Linked DNA regions of Mus musculus: all the other regions are linked to region 1. A link is a loop called in an ENCODE intact Hi-C map of the cell type or tissue named here. Cell type or tissue: heart. All regions are shown on one strand. Region 1 holds the start of Sh3rf1 (SH3 domain containing ring finger 1). Region 2 overlaps Sh3rf1 (SH3 domain containing ring finger 1). Region 3 overlaps Sh3rf1 (SH3 domain containing ring finger 1). Region 4 holds the start of Clcn3 (chloride channel, voltage-sensitive 3). Region 5 overlaps Sh3rf1 (SH3 domain containing ring finger 1). Region 6 holds the start of Nek1 (NIMA (never in mitosis gene a)-related expressed kinase 1). Region 7 overlaps Sh3rf1 (SH3 domain containing ring finger 1).

What was found. Hi-C counts contacts between places; a loop is a spot of excess contacts. Peaks named below come from ENCODE experiments on the same cell type or tissue, not always from the same donor. Only the 100,000 strongest peaks of a DNase experiment are listed, where the experiment ranks them.
Region 2: it touches region 1 in a loop (5-fold over the local background); 9 of 42 quality-filtered maps call a loop at or near these places.
Region 3: it touches region 1 in a loop (2.1-fold over the local background); 9 of 42 quality-filtered maps call a loop at or near these places.
Region 4: a loop joins it to region 1, with 2.5 times the contacts of the local background. A loop is called at or near these places in 5 of 42 quality-filtered maps.
Region 5: it touches region 1 in a loop (4-fold over the local background); 10 of 42 quality-filtered maps call a loop at or near these places.
Region 6: a loop joins it to region 1, with 3 times the contacts of the local background. A loop is called at or near these places in 5 of 42 quality-filtered maps.
Region 7: a loop joins it to region 1, with 2.2 times the contacts of the local background. A loop is called at or near these places in 10 of 42 quality-filtered maps.

Annotation. Positions count from the first base shown.
Region 1 is chr8:61,222,398-61,226,397 of GRCm38, forward strand. Sh3rf1 (SH3 domain containing ring finger 1) reads left to right here and starts at 1,774. Exons shown (of 12, transcript NM_021506.2): 1 at 1,774-1,949; 2 at 3,435-3,921. The coding sequence starts at 3,529. In heart, CTCF peaks have their summits at 1,660 and 2,237; DNase peaks (open chromatin) are centred at 1,484, 1,614, 2,104, 2,514 and 1 weaker place; H3K4me3 peaks cover 3,059 bases; H3K27ac peaks cover 1,949 bases.
Region 2 is chr8:61,311,411-61,315,410 of GRCm38, forward strand. The region is part of intron 2 of Sh3rf1 (SH3 domain containing ring finger 1); the gene reads left to right. It overlaps Gm40499 (a long non-coding RNA gene), which reads left to right. Exons shown (of 2, transcript XR_870456.2): 2 at 1-2,016. Among named protein-coding and RNA genes, the nearest start is that of Gm40499, 13 kb to the left of the region's middle. In heart, a CTCF peak has its summit at 1,768; a DNase peak (open chromatin) is centred at 1,831.
Region 3 is chr8:61,342,948-61,346,947 of GRCm38, forward strand. All of the region lies in intron 4 of Sh3rf1 (SH3 domain containing ring finger 1), which reads left to right. Among named protein-coding and RNA genes, the nearest start is that of Gm40499, 44 kb to the left of the region's middle. In heart, no CTCF peak of the experiment used is centred here; no DNase peak of the experiment used is centred here.
Region 4 is chr8:60,982,403-60,986,402 of GRCm38, forward strand. Clcn3 (chloride channel, voltage-sensitive 3) reads right to left here and starts at 909. Exons shown (of 13, transcript NM_173873.1): 1 at 374-909. In heart, CTCF peaks have their summits at 916 and 1,590 (motif pointing right); DNase peaks (open chromatin) are centred at 959 and 1,539; H3K4me3 peaks cover 1,864 bases; H3K27ac peaks cover 1,764 bases.
Region 5 is chr8:61,281,434-61,285,433 of GRCm38, forward strand. All of the region lies in intron 2 of Sh3rf1 (SH3 domain containing ring finger 1), which reads left to right. It overlaps 1700001D01Rik (RIKEN cDNA 1700001D01 gene), which reads right to left. Exons shown (of 5, transcript NR_045475.1): 2 at 1,370-1,453; 3 at 828-983; 4 at 579-723; 5 at 89-139. Among named protein-coding and RNA genes, the nearest start is that of 1700001D01Rik, 5.4 kb to the right of the region's middle. In heart, no CTCF peak of the experiment used is centred here; a DNase peak (open chromatin) is centred at 2,328; H3K4me3 peaks cover 921 bases; H3K27ac peaks cover 1,455 bases.
Region 6 is chr8:60,991,528-60,995,527 of GRCm38, forward strand. It overlaps Nek1 (NIMA (never in mitosis gene a)-related expressed kinase 1), which reads left to right and starts at 1,666. Exons shown (of 33, transcript NM_175089.4): 1 at 1,666-2,236. In heart, no CTCF peak of the experiment used is centred here; DNase peaks (open chromatin) are centred at 1,294 and 1,644; H3K4me3 peaks cover 2,554 bases; H3K27ac peaks cover 2,145 bases.
Region 7 is chr8:61,355,762-61,359,761 of GRCm38, forward strand. The region is part of intron 6 of Sh3rf1 (SH3 domain containing ring finger 1); the gene reads left to right. Among named protein-coding and RNA genes, the nearest start is that of Gm40499, 57 kb to the left of the region's middle. In heart, no CTCF peak of the experiment used is centred here; no DNase peak of the experiment used is centred here; H3K4me3 peaks cover 45 bases; H3K27ac peaks cover 353 bases.

The sequences.
Region 1 (4,000 bases):
CGATGTCTTGTGCAAGTAATTATGGATGGAACCCTCCGAAACTTAGAACTAAAATAGCCCCTCCCCCATTGTCTCTGTCTGGCATTTCATCTTGCGATGCAAGATGAAGCAACACAAGAGATTATGTGATTAAGGTCCTACCTTTTCTCCGCCCCCCCTCCCCCCAACTTTTTTTGAGGAAAGAAACAGGTCTTGGAATGCAGAGAGCTGGAGTAGAGTCCTACTCTGTGATGTAGGGAAGTTACCCAAGTGGACCTTCAGTCTTAATACCCCCCAAATCAGTCTGTTCCCTGACTCTGACTTTCCAGTCTGCCCAGCCTTCATCTCCAGTTTCTGCTGCAGCGTTAACTGGGCCAACACTTTCAGAATGCTGTTTGTAGTTAACTATTTTTCTCCTCATTCTCTTCATCCATTTTTTTCCCCTTGCCTTTTTCAGCTCAATATAAACACATACTTGTTCTCCCTCTAACGGGAAAGGAAGTGGGCAATTATTTTTGGTATTCATACAGTCTAAGTCTCAGCATATTAATCTCTTTAGAACAAAGCTGGGAAGGATGACATAGAGAGCTGCTGTGAGGATGGAATTAATACGTTTAAGAGTTTAGTACGGTGCCTGGCTTAAAATGACTGATGATTGCTACTTGCTATAATTTTATTTTCTTAACTTGAATGATACTCACTTATCTATTTATTATTATGACTTAGCTGTGGCTCTGGTTGGAGATGAACTGATAACCCGAGATTCCTTTTCAATTCCTTATCAGCTTGGTTGGTGGCCTGGCAAGAATTTCATACACGATCTCTCTTGTGAAGTTACTTTTGGTAAACTGACAGTAAGTATAAATGAATCACACTCTTTGACAACATTTAACGCGTCTCTGAAATAAGTTTGACAAACAAGCCTACACACACACACACACACACACCCTTGGACACCCCTTTTTGCAAGCCCACATTTCAGAGAATACAGGTGTGTGCCCGGGGCAACAGAAACAGATTACAGAGATGATGATGATGGCTGCCTCCAAGGCGCAGATAAAAGAGGTATCCCCTAGCCAGCTTCAAGGCGCCGGCCCACCTGGGTCAGACTTTGAATTCACCCCATTTTAGGCAGGTAGGAAGAACCTCCCCAAGACTGGCTTTAATCTCCCACCTGTTTTTCTAGTTTTTTTTTTTTTCTTTTCCCTTTCTCATTCTGAATTTTAGGATCCGCATTTCTCCAAACTTGCTTGGATTTGTCTCCCTTGGCTGCTGCAGTGGGGGCTGATTGCTGGGTGGAAGAGGCGGGCCCCGGGATCCATAGGGTGGTCACTAACCCGGACTCCAGAACTAAGGGGTCTCACTTTGCTCTCTCTATATCCACCCAGGCAGTGTGCACGCCCAGCAAAGCGCGATCGGTTCCCGCCAGAGCCACTCCCTTCCCAGGCCACCGGGAAGAGTCGGTCTCCAGGCACCGGCCAGGCGGAGCCGGAGGCCGGCAGGGCGCCCTTGCCCCAGCCTCTTCCTGGTCCCTCGGCGCCACTCCCACCGCCCTCCTCCTGGGTAGCCCAAATTTGCTCGGGGTGCACGTCCTCGGGGCGTGAAGGCGCGGGTCCCCGAGCCTTCCTCCCGCTAAGTGCGTCCCCGAAGCTGCCGCCCGCTGGGGGCTCCAGCGCGGGTCCCCGAGCGGCGGGCGGCGCTGTGGTGCGTCCCTCCGGTCCCCGGGCGCCCGCTGCGCGCTGCCTCCGCCTCCTCCTCCTCCTTGGCGGCGTCGCGTTCCCCCGCCCTCCTTGCTGGGCGGGTGGGAGGCGGCGGCGGCGGCGTGCTGTGCGAGCGCGCGCGAGGGGGGCGGCCGTGAGGAGGCTCCCGGTGCCACCGCGGCGGCCGAGCCACACGGGCAGCGGGCTCGGCGGGGCTGCATCTACCAGCGCTGCGGGGCCGCGAACAAAGGCGAGCAGCGGAGGCGCGAGGTAGGGTGCGCGGCGAGTCGGAGACGCCGGGCGCGGGGTGGTGGCCGGTGGTCGCCCGCATCCCAGTGGTGCGCGCGGGTCGGTCCCCGCGCTTCCCCTTTGGGTCTCCGGGACCTGCCGGGAACGAGCCCCGCGGCCTCTCTCGTCTCTTCCGAAGCCTCTGCCGGGCCTTGGGGCCGCTCTCTCCCCGGACACAGCCGGGTCCCTTCTGCCTCTGGGGTGGCAGTCTCCGGGGACTGTCGCTGAGCTCATCCCCGCGGGGTCGCTAGTCTGCTTCCCGCCGCACTCAGTGGCGCTGACTTTGGCCAACTTAAGGCTGCATCTTTATTTTTCTTTAAGTCCTTGAAAACTTCCACCGATCGGTGTTGGGCAATTTTTTTTTTGTCCTGGATTTGACCTAAAGGGAGGCTGAGAGGAGGCAGCTGGGTGAGATTCCCTGTTTCTGGAGCTACCCGGCCGCAGCCTCAGCTCCTAGGACCATCTCTGTCCCCGGCTGGCGACACCTGGCTCTGGGGTGTGTTTGTGGCGAGCACCACGCCAAGGGGTTGGGGGCTACCTGTGCCCCACCGTGGGAAGAGGGGCGTACCCTGGCTCTCCCCAGAACCGACTAGTCAGGAACAGCTGTTAATGTAGCCTCCAAATCCTTTCACCCCCTCCCCACCTAGGCATCTACATTGGTTGGGGTGGTGGTGGTGGTGGGGACAGCGATGCACCAACTGGCTTCAAATACTCTTTCTCCTGAGGGGGCCGTTTTTCAGATGTACCCAGAGTTTTAAGCCTAGCATTCATTCCATCGTCGAATTTTGGTGAACATTTTACTAGATTTTTCTGAATGGGATTAAGACAAGCGGTTCAGAAATCTGTTTCAGAGTTTGTCAGCCATGCCGGAAAGGGTGATTTTTCTTGTAGCTATTTTCAAGCAGGTTTTGGCTATATCTTTTAGAATTGCCGACCATCAGCTCTGGGGGGTGGGGGGTGGGGGGCCTTAGATAAGATTAAGCTGTCTGTTCTCAGACAGGGAAGACACATATGTATTTAATATTGGGATCATTCACCCAGGGCAAGGCTTCTTAAATGATAACGGTGGCTTAAAAATTGGGAAGGTCGTTGGACTTAAAAGTATTGTTTTAGATAGAGGAAACTTCCAGTCGGTTTTGCTTAGGTTCTCCAATAAGTTGAGAACTTCATTAGGCAGCCGATATCGGTCTTTTATTGCTTTTTCATAAATCCTGTTTATTGCTTGCTAGTTCTTGCTGCCCAGTGAGGTTCTAGATACCTTCAGGGATTAGTAGGGAATCGTTTAAGAAGCCTGTTGTGTTTTTAATTGTTGACTTTGGAGCTCAGAAACCACATTCCAAAGCCAAGCTGGACTATGCAGAGGAAGCACTTTTGTGTACTTTTTGGTTCTTGGCTCCACTGTGAACTTTTCCCTCAGATAACAACAGTCATTTTTCTCTTTCCTCCCCTCTCTCCCCATAACTCCAGAGCAAAGTCTGAAATGGATGTTACATGAATCACTTTAAGGGCTGCGCACAACTATGAACGTTCTGAAGCCGTTTTCTCACTAAAGTCACTCAAGATGGATGAGTCTGCCTTGTTGGACCTTCTGGAGTGCCCTGTGTGTCTAGAACGCCTGGATGCTTCCGCAAAGGTCTTACCCTGCCAGCATACCTTTTGCAAACGCTGTTTGCTGGGGATTGTGGGTTCCCGGAATGAACTCAGATGTCCCGAATGCCGGACTCTTGTTGGCTCTGGGGTCGACGAGCTCCCCAGTAACATCCTACTGGTCAGACTTCTGGATGGCATCAAGCAGAGGCCTTGGAAACCCGGCCCTGGTGGGGGCGGCGGGACCACCTGCACAAACACATTAAGGGCGCAGGGCAGCACTGTGGTTAATTGTGGCTCGAAAGATCTGCAGAGCTCCCAGTGTGGACAGCAGCCTCGGGTGCAAGCCTGGAGCCCCCCAGTGAGGGTGAGTAGCTTGGAAGAGAGGCAGTTGGGTGAATGCAGGCGGTGATGACCGACTGCAGCTCTTCTTTATTAGCTTATTT
Region 2 (4,000 bases), 89 kb after region 1:
GTGCTCAACTGTGGGCAGTCAATTTGCTTCCTTCTCCTAAGGTGAGGAAATGGGGCCAAGTAATTCTTTAAATCTCCTTCAGTTCCTATGATTTAATGTATTAAGGAGGGGCCCAGACATAGAGTCCATCCATCCATCCACCCACCTGTCCATCTATCCGTCCACTCACCCACCCATCCATCCTCTTTTCTTTCTTTTTCTTCTCTTGTGTGCACATGATTGTGTGTATGTGTGAACACATTGTGTGCCAGCATATGTACGACTCTTCACAGACTCAAGTCCTCAGTAGCTGTGCAGTGTGTGCTTTGCTGGCTAAGCTGTCCTGTCCCCTACAGCCTTCCACACGGACTTCCTGAGAAAACAAAACAAAGGTCTCAAGACTCTTTCCTGTGAAAACTAAAATTTTTAGCATTTTTATCTTCATCCTCTCTCTCTCTCTCTCCCTGTGATCTCATTACATATACAAATACATATACTTGGATATAAAATGACATATATTTGTTAACTAAATACGGGATATTTCCTCTTTTTATCCTTAAATTCTATGGAAACCCATTTATACATACATACATACATACATACATACATACATACATATATAATATATATTATATGCAAATAAGATAAATACAGAGACATGAAAACACTTCAGTAACTAACTTAACTAAAAATGAGTGAATCAGACAGTTGACATAGGTTAAATGTGCCTAATTGCAACACTAAGTCACAAAGTAACTTCTCCTAGGCTACTCTTACGTGACAAGGACTAGAAAATGGGTTGTATATGGTTTTCTTGCGTACTGAATGCACTTTTATAACATATACAAAGCGTGTTTATTCACGTCACTGTGGGCATCCTTCAGTGCTACAACCTGCACAGCTTTAGGGATTGAGGTCACGAGTGGATGAAGAATGATGAGACACACTGACACACAGAAAAGTTGGGGCCACGTGAACTGTGTGCTCTCCTGGAGGTGTACTAGAAACTCAGAATGTTTGTATTGTACATCCGGATTGAGGAGAGCTCTTGTCTACCGATAAACAAAGAGGTGGGTTTAGCTAGTCTCATAGTGGGGTGTCTGTGGGGCGTGTTCTTGGGCTGTAGTCATGAGAGGAGGGAGCTGTGGTTAGTATTTTCTGGACACGCTGTCGGCGTCTGTTCACATCCAGCCAGGGTCTGTGGTGTTGGCATCCTTCACATGCCCGCACTCGTGTTAACTGTACACATTCACTCAGCATGCCTGTGCTCCCCACACTGCAGTGCTCATCCCTAGCATGGTCTCTCTCCCTACACGTATCGGCTTTTGTCTAGTTTATATCTTAGCAAATAAAAAATGTCTCCTTTGTTGCAAATGAGTGTGTGTAAAGATTCTCCATTTATAAGCTGGGGGCTGTTAGGGGAAGATGCGTGTTGTCTAAAAGAATTTAAAATGGTAGGGTTCGGTGATAAGTAAAACTGTAATAATGAGTATGTTTGTGTCTCCCAAGAGGTGGTGTGTGCAGCTGACATCAACAATATAATTCCTGTATTTGTTTTATGATAATGGAATTGTGTGAAAGTGCTGTACTTAAAGATGGCTTATAATTCCGTTCAAATGTAGCCAACCATCGTACCTTCAAAAGAGTTGTAAAAATTGCCCTGCAGCGTGTTTTGCTCTGGGTTTGAAGTGTTGTGGAGCAAGGAAGGAGAAATAAATTGCTAAAAAATAATGCTGAGAGGAGGAAGGGACCCTGAAGCTCCACCTCGCAGCATGCCGCCTGGTGGCTAGCTGGTTGCCATGTTGATAGGCAGCTCATGATTCGAGAAATTCCTCAGCTCTGACACTGACAATGAGCTTGGGCCTTGGGTAATAACTTCCTTCTGTTGTTTTGTTTTAAGCACTAGAGCCAACATGTGATTAAATAGTTTAAAGGTTGCGATAGTCTACATTTTCACAGTTCCAGAAGCTTCCTAGTTGAAGATCGAGGTGTGGGCATATTTGGTTGTAATAAATAGGGCTTCAGGGCAGAAAGCAAGAAGACCCACGGGAAGAGGTTTGCTTGGTTTTGAGTGGGAAACCACTATGAGACTGGCAGACAAGAGAGAGTAGAGGATACAGGGGGCGGGGCAAGTGTAGCAACATGGAAGCAGTGTTTGTGGCTCAGGCTGGGAGCAGTGGAGGTTGCAGACACTGGATGAAGCTGAGTGTCTGTTTACAAGTTAGAGCTAGTAGGCTTGCTGAAGGATTGGGTGTGGGCTGTGGACGGCCAGAAATGGAGCCACCACAGTAAACCTAGGTCTTGTGACCAAGGCAGCGAGGTGAAGAGTAGGGGGTGGGGTGGGGGTGGGTGGGGTAGGGGAGTGAAGGGGGTGGGGGTTGGGAACAGGTAGAAGGGCAGGTGGAAATCCAGAAGTCTGTTTTGGACATGGCAGCTTGGGATAAATTGGGATATGAGGAAGACACTCAGAGCTCACGTAAGAAGTACTGGCTGGGATTAGATCTGGGAGATTTCGAGAGGTAGACCAGCAGTTAGGTGGACCAGATGTAGTTAGCTACGTCTGTGGGGAGTCATCCGGGAGCCGACCTCTGACTAACCCTAGAGATGTTCATTTAATTGATGAGGAGGATGGGGGGAGGGAGGAAGAGGGGGAAGAGGAAACCATAAACTTCCTAGTTGATTTTAGTACCCAGCTGTGGTTGCCAAAGGCTTTTATGACTCGGTTTCAAAGGAGGGAAGCCATGAGCTCTCATTTTAGGAGTGACTTTAGATTGTGAAAGGATTCAGTGATGGAGCCCTGAGGCACCTGAGACGGAAGAACAGCAAAGAAGTTTGGGAAGGAGCCTGACCCTTGATTCCTTTGCTGCTGCCATTGTGGCTCCAGGAACTGACAGCTCCTAGAAATGGAGAAGCCACAAGCCCCATCCTGGTCTATTGAATGGCAGTGTGCATCGAATGGCAGTCTTATTAAGCAGGTTCCAGGGCTGGCCTGCTTCTGTCAGGAATGAAGCTAGTTCATTCATTCAACACTCACTTACACTCACTCATACATACACACACACACACACACACACACACACACACACACACACACACACCAGTAATTTGTCCTACTATCCTCTCATTAAAACTATTTAGGATCATATTTTGATCTCTGCACTTGCATGAGAAGGAGGTATTTTTGAAGGAGACATGTCAGGCGATTTCCACATGTGCACAAATTCAGTGAACTAACCCCTCTGGGATTCAAGGATACTATCTAGGCTTTCGTTATTTTCCCCAAAGCTAACACACTTAACTCCCAGGCTCCAAAATTTTCAGTGCCATTGGATCACACACTGGATCACACTGTCAGCATACGCCCTTAAAGTGAAATCAGACCAATTACTGGAGTCACATGGTCACACAGTCAGCAGAAAGGGACCGTGATCATGGAGACAATCTATGTCCTATTCCCTACTCTTCCCTTTGTTTTTTCAGTTGTTTTTCTTTACTAGTAATTTTTCTCATATCCATAAAGGAGCTTAGGATAGCCAAGTTGCAAGTCTAGTTATTATACAGAGAGAGTCTGAAGAACAGGGTAGAAGGAGTTTAACTGAGGCCATAGATACGTCACAAAAGTTGCCAATTATTTCATGCAGCTGAATATTCTAGTCAGGAATAGTTAGGAGCAGTGTGCAGTGGGACGGGGGGTGGGAGGACTTACAGACAGGAGTCAGCTTTTCATCTCTTTTTGATATTTATCTAGTGTATCATTGGTGAAGTAAAATGCAGTAGGCTTCAATTGTTTTGAAAACGTTTTGTTTCTCAAGCCAGGCAGGGTTGGCCTATGCCTTTAATCCCAGCACTTGGGAGGCAGAGGCAGGCGGATTTCTGAGTTCGAGGCCAGCCTGGTCTACAGAGTGAGTTCCGGGACAGCCAGGGCTACACAGAGAAACCCTGTCTCAAAAAAACAAAAAACAAAAAAAAAGTTTAGTGAGTTTAAAATGTTACCCTTTATCCTTTTGGCTATCTTTGTATA
Region 3 (4,000 bases), 120 kb after region 1:
GTACTAAGTTTCAAAGACCCGGTAGTGTTTTAGGATTGAAAGCAAGGTCTTGCACGTGTGTCTTGGTTTGGAGTAGTTATATGTTGAAGTGATATAATATTTTGTATATAATAGTTTTTTTCTTTTTATTCTTCTAAATGTAGCTATTTGGGAAATTTAAATTATAAGATTTATCTTACATTTAAGTTGCCCAGTGCTGGCCCAGAGGCAGACCTCCCTTCCCTTGATAATTCTAAGAGACTTTTTTTTTTTTTATTCATCACAATCATTTGTAGAGACTTAAATGGTGTCTTGGCCTAGCAGAGGTTCTCTTACCAATTTTATAGAACTCCCAGTTAATTAGTCTCTCGTGTGCGAGTCTTGTATTGTAAATGAAGGTTGAGTTTGATTTTTATGTCTGGTCAAGCAAAACTGAAAAACTTGTTATCCAAAAGATAAAAGCCTAATAGGGGATCTAAACCTGTCATGCCATTATTGAAGAAGCGTTTCCAGAGGACAGTGGTGTGAGGCTAATGCTGTCATTTCTTCTAAGGAGGTGCAAGAGGGCTTGAGTTTCTGTCTTGCTTTCTCCAGAGTGCTGGCTCTGTCTGGGGAAGGAACAGTGGACGTTTGGCTGCTGGGATGGTGAAAGGCTGCATTGACAATGTGGATTTATGAAGGTCGGGTTTCACAGTGGAGAGGGAAGGGTAGGTGGCTCTTTCAGCAGCGATGACCACTGAGCTGTGTGAAATGAACCTGTCCCTGTCCCCACCACACTCTTTCCAGTAGCCCAGGTGGTTGTACAGCTCAGTGACAGAGATGGAAAAAAAGGGAGGGGTAGGATTAACATACTCAGAAAAAGTAAAGCTCCCTGAAAAATTAACTTCGAGATAATTTTTTGAGACAGTCTCATTATGTACAGTAAATAGCCGTATTTGGCCAGGAACTCATTGAATAACTAACTCAACTTCAACTAACCTTCAACTTTTGTGCCTCCTGCTTCAGCTTCCGCGTGCTAGGATTATAAATCTGAATAGCCACACCCAACTATAACAAGAGAGCTCGAGAACATGATATTTAGTAGAATTTCTATAATAGAAAATATCGGTATATTTGGAGTATAAAGTAAAACCTTACTTATAAAATATTAATATGGACCAATATTTCAATTTAGACATGCACACAAATGTATGTATTCATTCATACATATTAAGTAAAGAGTACTTTATTAATATAATAGTATTATAATGCAAAAATCATTTGCATTTGTAAAACAAATTTGTAAAAAAACAGAATATCAAAAACCTAGTTGAACTATGGATAAAGTATGGAAATAGAAAACATTGTAAAAAGAAAAGATCTGTTTAATCTCATTAAAAGAAATGCAAATTAAATAATATGAAATAGCTTCTCTCATCTACTAGAGACTTGAACAGTGACTAGTGAGGATAATATTCATGAAACAAAGTGGTAGAAATTGAGATTTCTTTGGGGTGTGATGCACCTATTTTCTTCAAAAGTTTTTAGATGTACACATTTGTATAACAGTTTGAGTTTTAGGAATTTGCCCCGTAGATATCCTGCTACAAGCATGTCAACAGTATAGAAAATAATAGCATTTCCTCTCTATAGTGGAGAGCCATGCTTCTTCCGGTGGCCATGGGAAGATGCTCAGGGCTGTTAGGTAACAGTGTGCTTTGCCTGGACTCATCTGCAGTCCTGAGATTAGTGAAAAGGATGCATATGTGGCAGTGTTATCTCAAATTTATAAATAGTGAAGCTGTAAACTGTTAAACATAAATGTGTTGGGAAGAGACACAGGCATAGATCTTTGATGTTTTATCCCACAATATTCTATGCCATGTGCTTCATTCTTAAAGATGACTAATTACCTTCTTGTTCTTTTGAGATGGAACTCTCAGTCTGTAGTGCAGGCTAGCTTGGAAATCACTATGTAAACTGGGCTGGCCTTGAACTTGTGACATATCTCCTTCCGGAGAGTGCCTGCCTTCACCCCAGTGCCAGAATCACAGATGCCAGCCACCAGGACTGGCTGGTTAACTACTTTTATGATATATTTTAAAAGTTTTAACTGCCTTTGGGAAGAAAAAAATGTTCAGTAATACTCTACTCTAGTGGATTATAAATTAAAATAGTATTCCCTCATACCTTCTGTCAGCGCTGTGTAATATCCAAAAGCTAGAGACTTACTCTTGTATAAAAGTTCTTATGAAGTAGTGACTACCAAAACTATTTCCCTTTTGGGGGGGTCAGGGTGGGTGTTTTATCTTAATTAATGTTATTTTTTATCAGTATTTCTCTCTGAGTTACTTGAGGATCTTCCTCAAAAACATAAATAAGAAGGCTGGAAAGACAGCTCAGTAGCAAAGAACTCGCCCGGCACGTATAAGGCCCTGCACTCTCAATCCCTGCCACTACAAAAGTTAATAAATTAGTAAAATAATAAGAAAAAAATGTAAAAGCTCATGAGAAGTTTAAGATCAGGAAATCTCTTTGCCTCCTTCCGCTTAGCCCTAGAACGCTTGAGTTGTACTGTGTGTGCAACTTAAGCCTTATGTGAGGTCCTTATCACAGGCTGGATGGAAGGTCTTGTAGGGCTTGGGGTTGTTTTGCAGGTCATGAGTGCACTTTTAACTTTAAAGGTCACGTCGAGGTAAATGTCAGAGGAAGCCCCCTGGTAAATGTCAGAGGAAGCCCCCTGCCCACTGAGCTCAAGCAGGCATTCTTAAATTTTATCAAAATTCCATTAAGAGCTGTCAAATCCTTGGCTCCCTGTAGTTACAAAGGTTGAGGAATACTCACAGCAGGTTTCTGCCAGGTTTACGTGTTCCACTCTCCACTTTATGATTTTCTCCAGAATTTAGGGGGGAAAGGGAGTGGGAAGATACTATTAATACCAACCTCTGCTGTTCTGGAAAAAAAATTTAAAGTAATTTTAAAGGATGACAACATCTTGCTAGCAAACATTACTGTCACGTATCAAAATAAAATGCAGGGTAAATACACTAGGCTGTTTAGAGGACGAGTAATAAAGTAAGAATTGAGAGAAGGAGAGCTAAAGGAGACTGAAGTGGTTGGCCTCCTTGTATTTCTTCCCTGGGCATGAGGAGTTTGATCAGTAGGCTGCACAGTGGCCATAGAAATGGCCAATAGCTGTGCTAGCCTAGAGTTGCGGTCCATTTATTATCTCAACCACACCCTACTGGGCCTGCATGTTGCTGCTTATGCAAACCACTGTATTATTGTATGTGAGGGTTTGTGCCCACCAAACAATATGTTGATCACTCCTGGCAGTCTGTGCTTCATAGGCAAAAATCCATTGGGAGATGGGAGGGAGGGGAGTTGACGGAGAAGTCTAGAATTAAATGTTCTTTTATCACAATTAACAGGAAAGAGTGTTTGCTTCATTGAGTAATCTGGATAAATGTCAGAAGTTGAAATTATAGAATGCATACCCAGCCGGGCATTTAATTAATTTAATTAAGTGCCTTTAATCCCAGCACTTGGGAGGCAGAGGCAGGAGGATTTCTGAGTTTGAGGCCAGCCTGGTCTACAGAGTGAGTTCCAGGACAGCCAGGGCTACACAGAGAAACCCTGTCTCGAAGAACCAAAAAGGAAGAAGAAGAAGGAGAAGGAGGAGAAGAAGGAAGAAGGAGGAAGAAGAAGGAAGAAGAAGGAAGAAGAAGGAAGAAGAAGAAGAAGGAAGAAGAAGAAGAAGGAAGAAGAAGAAGAAGAAGAAGAAGAAGGAGGAGGAGGAGGAGGAGGAGGAGGAAGAAGAAGAAGAAGAAGAAGAAGAAGAAGAAGAAGAAGAAGAAGAAGAAGAAGAAGAAGAAGAAGAAGAAGAAGAAGGAAGAAGAAGAAGAAGGAAGAAGAAGAAGGAAGAAGAAGGAAGAGGAGGAAGAAGAAGAAGAAGAAGAAGAAGAAGAAGAAGAAGAAGAAGAAGAAGAAGAAGAAGAAGAAGGCACACCCATTGTGTTTAAGTCAGTTTTTATAAACTCCT
Region 4 (4,000 bases), 240 kb before region 1:
GGTCTAATTTTAAAACGCCATACTTTAAATAAAGCACACAGGACGAAAAGTTCTCTAAAGTAACTTCTGTTTCAACAAGTTTACTACCAAAACGCAAATATCCACACAAAAAATGATTTGATATGCATAAGTCTAAAGACCAAATAAGATAAAATAAAAAAACCTAAACGTTTTTAAACTTGAGCAAACTGTAAATTCAAGACTAATTCTGTGCTGGTTCCTAGTTTTTAATTCTACGTATAGGTCCTTCGAAGGTTCCGGGAGGGAACAGGAGAGATTTTAATGGGCTGGACAGCAGGTAGGTGGGCACCTCGGCCAGAGCCCGGCCTCGCGGTCCACCGTCAAGGCGTGAAGCTGACAGCTGGCGACTCACCTTGCAGCTCAGAGGCATAGCAAGCTGGGCGGCTGGTGGCTGCGCTGCCTGTGGACCCCGCATCTGCTTGCGATCGCGCGCCAGCCGCCCCGGGAGCTTCACCGGGACACCGCTGCCGGGTGGCCACCCCGGCGGACTTTACTGCTACCGGCCTTTCAGGAGAGGTTACGTAAAGGCGGCCAGGTGGGACCGGCGGAGGCTGGTTTCAGGGTGAAGTTCAATCCTCCGGCTCCAGCGGGCCCTCAAACCAACCCGCCTCTGCCCCGACTGGAGGCTCACTGCGCTCTCCAAGGACTACAGGAGCAGTCGCGCTCCACCTCGGGAGGAAAGTAACGCGGTTCTCACGCCTCCGCCCACTCCAGCCTCATCCTCCGGACAGACGGACGGACGGCCCGCCCCGAGCGCACCGGCAACGAGCTGGCGAGGTGACAGCCGAGCGATTCCGCGACCAGCCCTGACCCGCTGAACTGGAAGAGAAGCTGCAGGAGTCGGAGCCCGACAGGTGCGTCGCACGCGCGTGACGTCAGCGCGTTGACGTGAACGGCCGCTCGGCGTCCCACCGTCCAAGCACTTCCACGGCCGCACTGGGAGGCACCTCTGCGCCTATTGGTCGGAATGGAGCGATGGGCGTGACCAGGGCGTGGCCGGGAGAAGACCTCCTAGGGGAGCCTCGAAGGCCACGCTGGGCGGCCGAGGTGCCACCTGCTCTCACGTCGCTCACGTTCTCCCCGGCGGAGAAAGCGCTTCGGAAGTGTGCGGTCCCCGGCATCGTGGCAATGCCTGGCTTCCGCTCAGCGGTGAGAAGCCGAAGCAGGCGGAAGCGAGCGTATGACCCCCGGGGTTCCAGAGCCGCGTCTAATGCTACAGGGCCTGTAATGGTGTACAGAGTGTACTACGGTATCATCCAGCCTTATGCGCCGTCGCAGGTTATGCGCTTTAACAAAAAAATACCAAAGAAAATCCTGATGAGTCCAAATTTAGACACCATGCATTTCCAAAGAGCTGAGGGTTCCACGTGGTCTTACATACTGGGTTCCTGTCGTGTGTCACAATATATAGGAAGCCTGTTCCCCTTGCTCAAGGAGCTGTATTGTGACTCAGCAGGGAGGTGCATAAATAAATTCCTGGCCTCGGCCAGAGCTTGCCCAAGAGCCTGGTGAACAGGTAGGTGCAGTGTTTGTAACTGGACAAGACCTGTGGGACCAGGATGGCAGTCGCCACTGGGTGGCAGAATTAAGACATGTCTTGGTTGAGTGTCTCATGTATATTTATATATCGCCTAATGAATACTAATGTCCTAGTATATTTACTGTCTTACATATATTAAGTGTGACTTGAGCTCTCACTGCTGACATGTAGCCTGATTCTTTTGCAGGGGGAGCGTCTAGATTTTTTATTAAAAGCAGTAGTCATAGCCAATCGATCTATTTTCTATAAAGATGACAGATTCCTTCTGAACTGTTTTAGTTCTTTTGTGAAAGATTACTCCTTTAAGTAGACAAGAAAACTGTCTACTTATACATTTGTTTTCGTTTGTTTGTTTGGTTGGTTGGTTTTTTGGTAACACTTATACACTGATTTGTGAGAATAATTTATTTTAAAACATGTGGTGGGCACAGTTTGTGGCATACCAGAAGTGCTGTGTTCTACTTCAAGCTTGACAGAAGTAAAATACTTAATTTCTGGCATACATCCAACCACACTAGTAGTTCTCAATCTTTACTCTCTTCAGAGAAATAATTTTAACTGTTTCCAGGTTAGATGTAAGCCTTTCTGTAAGTACTCCTGAAGGAAAATGAGATTTTGTAACTTGTGATTCATGTAAAAGAGTTGTCTATGAGCCCGTGGCCTGGGGCCGAGAACAAAGCAGAACAGACAGGGCTGTTGTTAAGACATTCCTAAGAACAGCTTGACTGTAAAAATGAAAAAATGCAAGGACGGCGCAGGCAAGGCTATCTTGTCTGAGTCGACACCATCTGGCCGGAACCTCCCCTCTGTCTACTGCCCCATGACACCGGGTAAAGTCATACATCAACTGGTTACTATGTGAACAAAGATAAGCCCCTTATCCCATAAAAACCCCTAGCTTTCGAGCCTCGTGGCCGACATCTGTTATCTCCTATGTGGGATGCATGTCGGTCTGGAGCTCCGTAATTAAACGTCCTCATGTAATTACATCAGGATGGTCCTTCGTGATTTTTTGGGTGCATGCCGAATCGGGAATTGGGTGGGGGTTTCCCTACTAGGTTCTAACACTCCTTAAATGTGTGAGGCTCAGAAGCACCACATTCAATAATGTTCTGTGTGATAGCGTCATCAAAAAATAGATTACAGCCAAGAAATCAACTTCTTTGTGATTCCTCCAAGATTCTTGTCAGAAAAAAATCAGCTGACACAAAATCTCTTCTTTAACAGACCTGAGTTGAAAGAAAGAGTCGGGACATCCCTGGCACTGTGTAGTATAAGTGCTGTGACAGGAACACTTGCAACATCATCTCGTCCCTTGTCCTCATTGACAGGGATCTTATCAACCCTTTTAAGAGTGATATTCTTACGGCAGAGATAATTCTCAGCAAGGAATTTTTATAGACTTATAAAAAAAATAAAAGAACAACAAACAAAAACCAGCAGCCTGACTATCAAAATTCTTAGAACTTTAATGAGAGTTTGTGTGACTCTCCTGTTGCTATGCACAGGTATTTATTATATGAGAGTTCTATAGGATAGAATTCTGACACAAGTCTCACTGGTTAAAATCAAAGTTGGCTAAGTTGTTTTCTTCTAGAGGCCTGAGGGAGGAATCAGCCTTGGTGCTGTTGAAGTTATTAGAAAACATTTGAATTTCTTGGCTCATTTACTCCCTCATCTTCAAAGCCGTCAGTGAAAGGCAGAGTCTTCCCATAACCTAACTTATTGATTCTAGGGATTAAACAGACAAGGCTGTCTTTGGGGAGCTAAAATATGCTGCCCGCCCTGGAATAATGTCTTAGTATACATTCTAATATACTGGAGGTATTCAGAGACACAGAAGTAATTTATCTGCAAAAGGTCACTTTCTCTTTTTAAGTTGGATTTTATTGTTGGTAGAAGTGAGCTTAAGCAGTGATAATAACCAAACCCTGTTAATATTTAGGAAAAAAAAAAAAAAAAAAAAAACGAAAGAACTCAAAGTGCAAGTGTATTTCCACCAAATGTACCATAACCTGTCCGTTAGTCTTCCTGACACCGGGGCCAAAGGAAAATAAATAAATAAATAGTGCCTATGACCTGTGAAAGGCCTAAGACTTTCCCCATGTTAGTAGGCTTCCTGCTTTGAGAATGCCAGGTTGTATTTTGTAAATCTGGCAAAAAAAAAAAAAAAAAAAGAAAGGAAGGAAGGAAGGAAGGAAGAAAGAAAGAAAGAAAGAAAGAAAGAAAGAAAGAAAGAAAGAAGCCAAAAAGAGCACCAGGAAGCACATATGTTTCCTCTGGATTATTCTTTTTATGTTGCTATGGACTTTCCTTGAAATAAGAAACTAGGTCCACACACCTTTAATACCAGGACTGGGGAGAAAGACAGAGGCAGCAGGTCTCTGTAAGTTTGAGGGGAGCCTGGTCTAGAAAGAATGGAAGGAAGGGAAAGAAAAG
Region 5 (4,000 bases), 59 kb after region 1:
TTATGTGATGTCAACATAGTTCGACTTCATATTTTTATTTTTTCGCTTTAAAAGAGACTTCAACTCTCTTATAAATAATAGTCTTTGTAATGGTTCACTTTAATTCGGAAAACTGGGTTTGTTCCAAGGTCAGCAGCATCTTAGAGGTAGTCATGGGTTACAAAATTCTAGAGCCATCCTCTAAACTGTTCCTCTTGCTATGACTCGAGAGATAGGGTTTTGCTTCAGCGGTAAACGCTCCCGCTCCTTCGCGGCAAGAAAATGAAAATAAATAAAGGGAACAAAGGGAAGCTGGAGGGAAAGAGGAGAGATAAGGTACGAGGCTACAGAGAGCCAGAGGGCAGAAGGCAGCCTGGCACCTGTCATTGATGGAGAGAGTGGAGAGCGGGAACGTAGCTTAGAGTCACCGTGCACAGCGGCTCCAGCTCTAGCACACAGCACGGTTAGGGTTGTCACTGTCCCCCTTTATAGGCAAGGGCGCATGCAGGTCTTCACATTGTAGTGGAACAAGGGTCTGAGCTGAATTTTATCGTAGTATTTGGTGACTTACCATGGACCCAACTCCACCTAAAGGATACAACGTGGCTCTTCCCACCGTGTTTAGGGAGGAGGGTGGATAGGAACTGGAACTCTTCAGTTATGAGGCTAGCTTATCCCTGCTGCAGACTGAGAGTGCAGTGCAGGGGAGGATCGGGGATGTTGACCTCGGAGGAGACAGGGAGCCTGCTGAGGGAAAGCATCCCGAATGAAGGTCCTTGTCCCAGAGTGGACAATGCTTATTCACTAAGACAAAGACCACACTCTGGCCTTACAACGCCCTGCCTTACCTTGTTATGTTGTTAAAGCTTTTCTTATCTTTCCCTTGTTCCTTTTGAGTTTCCGCTCCCATCTTGTTTTCTTTTTTCCTACCATATGATGTCTTAAGAACAATGTGCAGATCTGCTAGGCAGGTCCTTGGGCTTCTTCAGTCAGCTTAGCTTATTCTGTAAACCCCAAAACCCCAGTGAGTGAGAGAGGGAGGAAAATGTGGAGGGCGCCTGAGCGAGATCACCCAAGCTTGTCCTCTGTCCTCCACGTGCCATGTGCCACACAAGCACACACAGGGCTGGATAGCTAGATAGATGATAGACACACAGACAGACTGGTGATAGACACATGACAGACAGATGACAGACAGACAGATGATAGACAGATGATGGGAGATAGACAGACAGATGATAGAAGATAGATAGATGATAGACAAACATGATAGATAGGCAGACAGAATAGAGACAGATAGACAGATGATAGATGATAGGCAGATGATAGACATACAGATGATAGACAAAGCAGAGCTAGGAGGAAGTGGGTAATTTTTAGCAATGCTTACTGGCTTCTGCATGATTATGAGTTCTGATCATCTCTCCTTGAATTACCAAAGACTTGCGCTGACCTGTGTGTAGGCTTCTAGGAGCTGGACCAGAAGGAAAGAGAGAGACAGGGTCAGGAATCACAAGGGGTTTTAGACTTGTGTTTGGTGCTGTCTCCTGCCTTAGGGGGCCAGAGCAGAATGAGCATAACTAACGTGGCTGGTTGTAATTTGCTGGCCATGTAGGTTCCGGGTTGTTAATGATTAGGAATGAAGGTAATGACGTGCTAAAGTATTAAGACAAGGACTTGCTTGGTCTACTATTCGCCAACTCCTTGTTTTCAAGAAACGTTGGTTGGTATTTCATCTACAAGAAAGTATAATTATAGTACTGAGGTTTCCCCACCCCCCTACACACACACACACACACACACACACACACACACACACACACACACACACGGTTTCCTTTGCAGATGTGGAGTTTCTTTCAGGGCATATGACTGAAAGTGAGAGGAAAACCCCAGGCACAATGGGGGTTTAGTGGGTAACAAAAGGATGAATGAAATTCCTGTAGAAGATAAAGTGGGTGGAAGGCCAGAGGTCATTTAAACTCTGGACAGAAACTGCTGTTACTTGGGGTCAGCCAGTGGGGGGAGGGATGGAGGTTGTTCTCGAAGGAATGTGGTTACTTTTTTAATGGAAACAAAAATAAACAAACAAGCAAAAACCCAAATCGAAGCCTTAAATGAGTAACTGGGCAAGTTCTTTACAGTTCTTTAAATTGTTCTTTTTCTTTTTTTAATTTCCTGCTTCTTCCTGCTTCCTGCATAGTGTCTTGGCTACAGATAAGAAAGCCTGGCAGATTCCAAAAGAAGCCTCTGGGGTTGATTTGCTTTCTCCAGGCCCTGTGCCCATCTTTGGGGCAGGATCCGCCCACCCGGACTAGTGTTTCCCTCTGGGGTCAGCAGGCCTCTGATCTGAGGCCAGCTCTGTGGGAGAGCGCTTGCTCCTGTTAGCGGCTCTGCAAAGTAGCACCTGTGCAAACAGCCCGGTCTCTTCTCCTTTGCTGTGGCTTAGCTGTCACTGACCTAAGAGACCAGGCATTTAAAAAGGGCGCTTTTGCTAGTGCCTTCCACAGAGCCCTTGCTGCAGCCCGCCCAGCCATCATAGTCTATCACTGGGTTTATCTTTACAGCGAAACCGGTAACCCCCAAAGCCTGGAGGGCCTGTAGCTCAGGAATGTAGAGGGCCACTGTGGAGCTGACCACATATTGCAGACAGAGTTGCAAGCATCTGGGATCTCTCCAGGCCATTGTTGATTCTGAGGCTGGTGGCTAATCCTAAGTTTTCACTGCATTGTTGAAACTTGTTTGAAAAATGTAGGGAATTTGGTTTCATGGAGGGTATACTATCTAGGAGTTAACAGGTCTACTTCTTCTTAGGCTCCTGACCTATTCACTTTGCCTCACTGGTTCTTGATGCTCCACTGGTAAATTAAAGGAATATGGAATGTGATATTTTTGAGCCTCCCGTAGCTTGAGTGTCTTCTACTGTGTTTCCTGAAAGGACTGGACCACTTGATGCATCCAAGGTCTGTTGTGTGCACTGCACACAGCTTGCCTGGGGATGGTTTCTAATGTCCTTGCTGCAAGGAGATAACTTTGAGGGTACTGTCAGCAGACCCCTGGCTGAGGTAGGTCACTGAGCTATGCAGCAAGCATAAACTTTACTGACCCATCCTAGATGGAGTTTCTGTGTGGCATACAGAAGGACCACTAACCAATGTTTGGAAGCTCTGCCATTTATAGAGGGGAAGGTCTCTGTAATCCTATCCCTCCCCATGGTGGTCTCTTGGTACACACTCTCCCTCCCCATACCCCTCAGTGGTGCATGCTGATACTCAATTGGCTGCTCTTTAACAAGTTCCTGAAAGCATTCAGTCTTGGGAGGCTTTTCTTTAGATGGCCTCATAAATGTTGCTCTTGCTGGCTTTCCCAGTTTATCATTGGGTAGCCTTTCAAAAATATTAACTGGAGCTGGGGAGAAGGTAAAGTCCTTGCCCTGGGTACATGAAGACTTGTTTGATCCCAGATGTCATGTAAGCAACCACATGTGGTGGTGTGTAGTGGTGTATACTTGGGGAGATGGAGACAGATCCCTGGAGCTCACTAGCTAACCTGCCTACCCTAAAGTCCTAGTGAAGAGACTCAGTCTCGAAAGAACAAGATGGATGTCTCCTGAGACGTGGTACCTGAGACTGACCTCTGGCTTCCATGTGTACACACGACACTTTCCCCAAAGACAAAAATGTGAGTTGGGTGTGGTAGCATATGCCTTGTAATCTGAGCTAGCCAGGAAGCTGAGGCAGGAAGATTGTGAGTTTAACCAGTCTTTCCAACAAAACAAAGCAAAAACTGAGTATAGTTGTCTTATAGTGTTGACAGCGAGGGAATGAGCATATGTGAGAGGCCTGGAATAGCTGGAACGTGAATGGTCCTGACAGGCCGTAGCTTCTTTTTCAGAGATCATTCTGCCAAGACAATGTCAGGTGTCAATTAGATGGGTTAGCTTCTCTCTCTTGGCAGGCTGTGTGTTTTGTGTGTGCTTGTTCTGGTTAAGAAGTTCTTTATTGTTGTTGTTGTTTTTGAG
Region 6 (4,000 bases), 230 kb before region 1:
GTCTCTTGTAGTTTCCTGGAGATTGAAGAGCTGAATCACGATGGGCGTGGTGGCGCACGCCTTTAATCCCAGCACTCTGGAGGCAGACGCAGGCGGATTTCTGAGTTCGAGGCCAGCCTGGTCTACAAAGTGATTTCCAGGACAGCCAGGACTATACAGAGAAACAAACAAACAAAAACCAAACAAACAAGAGCTGACTCTCAACATTTGTTTAATGTACTAGCTTAGGTAACTTGCAGTGTCACCATCTGGCAAAGAAGCCCTTAATCTGTCCATTTCCAAGCTGGAAAGAATTATAAGCTCCTGAACCTAGAAAAGTCGATTTGGGTGTGTGGGATGGGGAAAGGATGGAAAAGAGAAATCAACTGTCTACAGATCTTAGGCAAGGTCTATGCAGCCTCGGTAGTGTTCCATTCACACGAATGGAACAATGTGGACAGCAACTATGGCTGTATACAAAGACACTATCCTCTTCCTGCCTCAAGTATGGACTTCTAGAGTGCCATCCTCTAGCTCACTGAGTAGAGCTACTCGGGATGACACCAGGCTTGTTCTCAACTGTTTCAATTCCTGCATCGAATGATTTTTAGTCTACTGTACATCGTCAGTCCCTTCAGTATAAAGTGTATATACAGTAAACATAAAGGTGTAGGACACTGTAATGTAACTTTGTATTCTAAAAATTAAAGATAAAACTGCTTCGTTTAAGTTCACGAAGTAACTGTGGATATGTGCATAAGTTCAGGTCCCGGTGCTTGCAGAAGATGCTCCTGAAGTTGTTACAGGTGAGTTAACCAGACCAAGGTTTGCGTCCCAGAACCCTGGTCTTCTGTCTTCAGAGATGAGCTGTTTGAGCCATCCCTTAAAATAACTTTTTAAAGGGCATTGTACTTAAAGAAAAATTACTTGTAAATATTTGGCATCCTCAGTTAAGTAATGAGCGCTCAAATTAAAAGTACCTTATCTGTGTACCGTGTGGGAAAAAGTTGTTAATATGCTCTCTTCAGTCTGAGTCAGATTCCTGAGCGAAATTCCCGCCTTCACTCAGCCTAATTCTTTCCGGTTTTACTTTATTCTACCGACACCCGTCTTTCACATGCTCCTTTGAGCTTGGAGTACCTCACGCTCTCCCTTTGGTGCTTGGAGTTTTTAACTCTTGAAGTTGCTCCAGTCTCCACCTCCCCGCCCCCAGTCCCCGGTGCTTGCACCAATGCACTTGCCCAGTCCTTTCTCTAGTCCCAGTACTTCCTAGCTCTTTTGGCCCAAACATATTCCAATGGCCCCGCCCCTTGACGATGCCCCGCCCCATTCCCCCGTCCCCGATTCTGCCCTACCCATCCCCGGCTTGCTACGCTCCGCTCCCAAACCGCCCTTTTTAGCTTTTACCTACCACAGGCCCCCCACTCACTGCACCCTCTCCCTAGCCTCTCTCTCCTCTAGGCCGGCCTCTGGTCCTTCACGCTCCCCGCTAGCTCAGCTGCTGGCTGAGAGCCGGGTCCCACTAGCTTTCCTATTCCGTAACCCCGCCCTTCCCCGGAGCCCCGCCCCATCACTCTTAGTCCAGCCCCGCCCCGCACGTACAGTCCGTTCGCTTCGCCTGGCCCCGCCCCCCGCAGATCCCGGCTCCTCCCCTGCAGCGCCACAAGTCGGCTCCTGCGCGCTGACGTCACACGCCAGCGACAGTGACGCGAGGGCCGTTCCCCTCTCCTCAGCAGTAGCTCTATGGTTTCAGGGCGGCAACGTGCAGCGTCCTTACCTTGAGCCTGTGCAGTTGCCCTCACCCCGGAATCCATAGTCACTGTGACGAGGCGGGAGGACTTGGGCGACAGGTAGCCTCCCAGTCCCACACGCTGCGGGTCCGCGCCTGGCCAAGCCACCTCGACCTGTGAAGTTGGGGGCGGTACCCAGCAACTCCCCCTGTGCAGCCGCCGTTTCCAAGGGGTCAGGAACCGCTGTGTTTGTTTCGTCCGCGTAGCCAGGGCGGGTCGCGGAGTACTGTGCCTGACCCGACGGTGGCAAGTCTGACGCGTCAGCCAGAGACCGGTGCCCGGTGTAGGAGTCGCAGCCTGGGCTGTGAGCGGCTGCTGGGTAGACAGACTTGCTTTCTCTTACAGCATGTCATTTCCAAAATGCATCGTGGTGCTTCTGCCTTAAGTCCTATAGGAAGACACTGCCGCCACTAGACCGGTGCTTATGGTCGCCACTGTTATTCTGACTCAGGTCCCGTGTCATTGAGGTGAGTTGCGCGTGGGAAAGCAGTGACAGGCAGACAAGCAGAATGGTGAACTCACCGGGAGTGAGGAGACCTGTATAGATCTGTGGAGTGCATGGATACTCGCCTTAAGTGTTTGCGCCTAAAGCACCTTCTCCTTAAGTTGTTAATGGGGAGGACTTGTGTATGGCTCAAGGCAATTCTTTGGTATTCTAAAAAGATAACGCTCTCTTAAGAGACGATAAACTAATCTAAGTAGATGATAAGTCACTTAAATAGATTAGATTAGATGCCTGTATATTTTAATGAGAAAAATAGCAGTTAACTGGTTACCCTAAAGCTTTCCATGGTTTGACACAATTTCCACGTGTAAAGTATTAAAAGTTTTGCCACTTTAATAATTCAGTGTAACTTTGGGAAGGGGTCTTGGGGATTGGATGACAGGAACTCATTTTTGCTAGGCAGGTGATCTGCCACTGAGTTATATACCCTGCCCAATGTTTTATTCTTCCCTGTAAGATCTCCCTAGAAGCAGAAATATTTTTACTGCCTACATAAATCACATCGGAAATGTTTGTGAAGGCTTAAAAGCCCTAGTCCATCTGAGCTTTCACGGTGATGGGCTTTGCTTATGCTGCAGTAAGTGGAGGTGATGGGCAGCAGCCAGATGGAAAAAGAAGCAGTTCTTTGTTTCTAGTTTCTAGGATCTAGAGGTCTACATTTAAAATGGCCTCTTGTTCTGGTGAAACCAGAGTAACAGATTTTGTGGGGAAACTGGTTTTTACACTGAAAAAGAAAGTCTGTCAGAAATCTGATGAAGGCTGTGGGACTTAACCACAGTTCTTTTGAGGTCGTGTTACTAATGCATTGGCACTGTATTCCAAGTAGGTTTTACCCTTCTAGAATCGTGGACATGATAGCTTTTCAACAGAGGAAGTTTCTTTTTGCTTGTTGATAGTTTCTACTATAAACTCCTTGGGTATTGTCTAAATATATTTACCAAGAAGAAAACACATACTTAAAAAATATTAGCAATTCTTTATTTTTTTTCTAGAGATTCCTCATAATGAAAAAAATAGAGAATTTTCCTTTCTTGGAAAACACATTGACCGTTTTCTACAATTCAGGTTGTCTCTATTGTTTTGGAAGAACCGTGTGTATAGATTTTGCCTGCAGACAGTACCAGAAGACCTCTTGGCATCTGTTAGAAGTAGGCCTCACCTATTCCTAATGTTTCCCTTTGGAATAACCTATCCATCAAATATCTGAAAGAGCTAATGCTTAATCTCTGTCAGTGTTTTCCTAACTGATGGAGATGCAGTTTAAAATTCCTGTACTCTGAAACTTTTAATATGTGGTTCATGTTATTTATCAAGCACTACTTACTTGAAACAGTTCTTAGAAAATTAGAAAGGTACCTATCTAATTTGACTGGAATTGAGGAATATTTTTCTGGAGCATAGTTGATATACTTAAAAAGAAACAAGATATTGTAGTAGCATGAATTTAAATGTTAAGGTGAAGTGTTTGGAAATGGAAAATTGTTCAAGGATGCCTGGTGAATAGTAGGCAGATGCTTCTGCCTCCAACCTGTAACCCCATCCTGTTCAAAATTTAAATAGGGACATTGAGATGGACCAGCAGATAAAGACACTTGCCACCAAGCCTGATGCCTGAATGACCGTAGTTCAGTCCCCTTGACCTACTTACATGGTGGAAGAACAAGCTCCCACAAGTCTTCTTAGTGTAGAGACACACAAACACACACACACACGGTCTCTCTCCATA
Region 7 (4,000 bases), 130 kb after region 1:
TTCTTAATTCCATGTCTTAAGGGGGAAAGGGAAGACCGAGTTTAGAAAATTTAATTAGTGTAAAAGATATGAGGCTGGCTGAGTTTTAGCCCTTGTGAACTGAAAATGTTATAATATAGTAAATGGCTAGTTCTTTGTTGGGGGTTGACTCAGGGGCAAATCAATGGAATAGGCCACATGAGAGCATATAAAATTAATTCATGTTCAGTCATTTTTATCCTAGGATTTTTATAAGAAAGACTGCATATTAAGCAAGAGAGATTTATTAAACACTGTCTACTGCGTGCCAGCTCCGTTTAATGAAAAACTAATTATAAACATGCTTTTCTGTCATCCAGAGAAAGGAGTAAATCTCAAAGTCTCTGGTAGGTTGGCAGACACACCGTGGATTTAATGTTGGTTTTGCATAGGAAACTCTCAATAGCACATGAGGCCCCCGTACCCTTGGTACCTCCAGTTGTGACGAGGATTCTATTTAAAATCTGAAGCACTTCAGGAGATGGTGTTAACATAGCCATAGTATGTAGGTTGGTAGGGAAAAAAAAACAAAAACCAGTATTTTTATGTTGTGGATGTATAGGAAGTAAGTGTCACCCCTGGGATAGGAAATTAAATTACTTCCAGTGCTTTTTTCATAAATTAAGACTTTTACATCTTTTCTGCAGAATGGAGTTATTTATGAGCATATGTCTCTCTACCATTTCGCACGCAACAGTGAGAATTTTCCGTCTCTTCCATCATGAGTGCCACAGCTGTTGATTCAGGCCTGAGCCTATTAATAATTGTTGCTTCTTGTTGTAGTTGTTGTTGTTGACTTGGTTTGTGGGATGAGGAGGCTGAAGATCTTAGTCCTTTATCTCCAGTACAGGGCAGAGGAATGTACTCAATGGGTGATTAGCAATTGCTGATACCGTGTGGTATGTTTAGCTGCAAAATGTCACGAGACAGCCCCGTCGTTAAAGGCCAACTGCTGCCCAGAGCAGCTTACAAATAGGTTGAATTCTAAAAGTCTACAAACCCTGTTTAAATTTTTTTTTTCTCTTTTCCCTCCTCCTTTTTGAGACAGTATCTCACATAACCCAGGCTGCCCTTAAACTCACTATGGAGCTGAAGATATTCTTGAATTTCTCATCCTCCGGCTTTTACTTCCCAAGTACTTGGATTCTGAGATTTAGTTCGTGTGTGTGTGTGTGTGTGTATAGAAGCTTTAGGGTTGTGGATGTCCCTCAGTTGGTAGACTGCCTGCCTACCATGCGTGAATCCCCAGGTTAGATCTCCGGTGATTTATTAAAGTGGTGGTGTACAGCTGTGATCCAATACATCAATGAAGGCAGGAAGATCAGAAGGTCAAACTCACTCTCAGCAACGTAGAGGCAGTGCTGGGCTGCATGAAACCTCGTCTCACAAAGCAAATAAAAAACAAAACAAAAGAACATTAAATGATGTCAGGTCTCAGAATAGGTGATATATAGTCAGTGGCACTACCACTTGTGCCAACAGGGACAAGGAACTGTCAGAAGTAGGGCACAGGTGGAGGCACTTTGGAATGTGGAAGGGAAGTCTTTGACAGGGAAGTTGAAAATCAGGATGAGGTATGGGGTATGACCAAATGTTTTTCTTTATTATGTGTATTTTCTGTTTCAGTTTTCAAGGTAGTCTAGCTGTGTAGCCCAGGTTGACCTAGGTCACGATGTTGCTCAAGCTGGCCTTGAACTCATGATCCTTTTCTCCTCAGCCTCCTCAGTGCTGGGATTACAGGCAGGAGCCCCCTTGCTCAGCTCAGGATCTCCATAGCAACAACAGAAAAGTACTCTAGCATCTCAGGGATCGAAACTTCTAGATCCAAATCGTACTGTCCTTAGAAGCAGTGAGAAGCACAGAATGGTTTTACAATCACAGCGTTCATTGAGGGTCTCTTGCCTCCTGGCTGCAAAGCAGGGAGCCAGAGCCAGTAGTCTTAACAAGAGTAAGTCAGGGGACTGAAGAGAAGGCTCAGTGGTTAAGAGCACTCACTGCTCTTCCAGAGGTCCAAAGTTCAATTCCCAGCATCCACATGGTGGCTCACAACCATCTGTAATGGGACTTGGTGTCCTTTTCTGGTGTGTCTAAGAATAGTGACAGTGTACTCATATAAGTAAAATAAATAATAAGTCTTTAAAAAAAAAAGTAAGTTAATCTCTGACTCCAAAACCTCTTAAATTATAGCATTACCTTCTACTTACTGACTATTGCCTGTGCTCTGTGTCCTGGAGAAGGAAAAGGACATACCATTCCTAATTATTATAAGGATAGAGACACCATGAAATTCACATGATTAACTAGTATGGAAATCTCTCCTCTTTCTTGGAGATTAAATGTGAAACAGTAAGTTACACAGCAACACAGCTAAAAGTAGCAACTGTTGATGTCCCTCGAGCACACTCATGCAACCTGGCCTCTCTCTTGGACCAGTTTGTGCCTGAGATCCTGTATCCCGGAGAGACCATTTAGGGATGCTGATGTGTTGGGTTGAAGGTAGGGTGAGTGGAGAGTAGGTGAATGGGCAGCAACAGTGATGGGTTGTGGGATTTTACATGGTGTTTGCCTATGGGATTCATTTCCTGTGAGGTGCGTGAGGAAGAGGCACACATAAGAGGATTGGAAAGCAAAGGGACCTTTGATTGTCACTTGAACTTGTGCCTATAATTCCAATGCAGAGCACTTTAGTATTAAGATGGCCTTCAGCCCCTGGCTCGGGCTTGAAACATACTGCCTGTTTTCCTAACCTTAGACAAATCCAGGTCTAACTGCTCTCTGTGCGGGTCTCATGAAAAGGCAAGAGGAAGAAATCACGCCAGGAAGGATCTACATACATGAACTTCTTACTTATAACATCTTGTGACGTTCCAGTGTCCTGCAGCAGCTCCTACTGAGATAGAAGACACTGTCCCCCACCCCACCCGCCCTCCGTACTATTCTAGAAAGAGACAGGCTAGCCAGGGTGGAAATCTTCTGCCGGGCCTGTTAGTTGCCTTAGGGGGACAGAACCTGGGCATCGCAAAAGATGGCCATTTCATATGGGCAAGTCCAGTGTTGATGAACCGTATGGGTCCCAGTGGCCTATAGGTGTTTTTGTTGTTGTTGTTTTGTTTTGTTTTTTTGTGTGTGTGTTTTGTTTTGTTTTGTTTTTTGTGTTTTGTTTTGCTGGTGAAGGGTATATATGCCTCTGCTGACCCAGACTCCAGTATAATAGGCAGGTTTCCAGGCCAGGTCTGAGTCTATGAAAGGTTGTAGTTCTTCTCTATAGAGATGTCAGGTCTTACAAGATAGCAAACTGCCCACAGCACAGTACAGGGTGGATCACCTTTTGAACTTCCACTGGGCTAGATTTTTGCAGTTGAGGCGGTTTATAAGCAACCTACAGAGCTTCCTGTTGTATCACAGCTGTACGTTCAAAGAGCCCCGTCATTTTCCCAGCCCACGGGACCAGGCAGCAGAGAGGACTCTGATTTTAATCAGGCGTTCCGTCGCATTCACTCGGTGCAGAGAGGGAGGAAAAAATATAATCTGCCTAGTGTTACTGAGCACCATCTCTTCTGTTTCAGCCACAGAGAGATGACTGTGTTTTTCTTAGATACCAGCTTTGGGTCTGTCTGTCTGTCTGTCTGAATGTCCCTCTTTCTGCCGTATCTCAATGTCTCACTCTTCTCCTTTTACAAGCAATGACATTTGGCTACTGTTTTATAATAAGATGTGACCCTTCTTTATGTTTTGTTAAAATGTAAATCTGTTTTTTCTTTAGTCAGGTCCATAAATAGATGTTTGCTTTGGTTTGGTTTTGCCTCTTTCTAAGACATTATTTATCCCAGTTGCTCTTTTTTAATTTTTTTTTAATTGAATTTCCTTGTTGTACATGTCCTCTGCCTTTGCCTTTCCTTAGACACACTGTCTTGAGACTGGGTTAGAAAGGTTGGAGTGACAATCAAGCCAAGCTCCCCGTTTTTCCACGTATTCCTCCGTG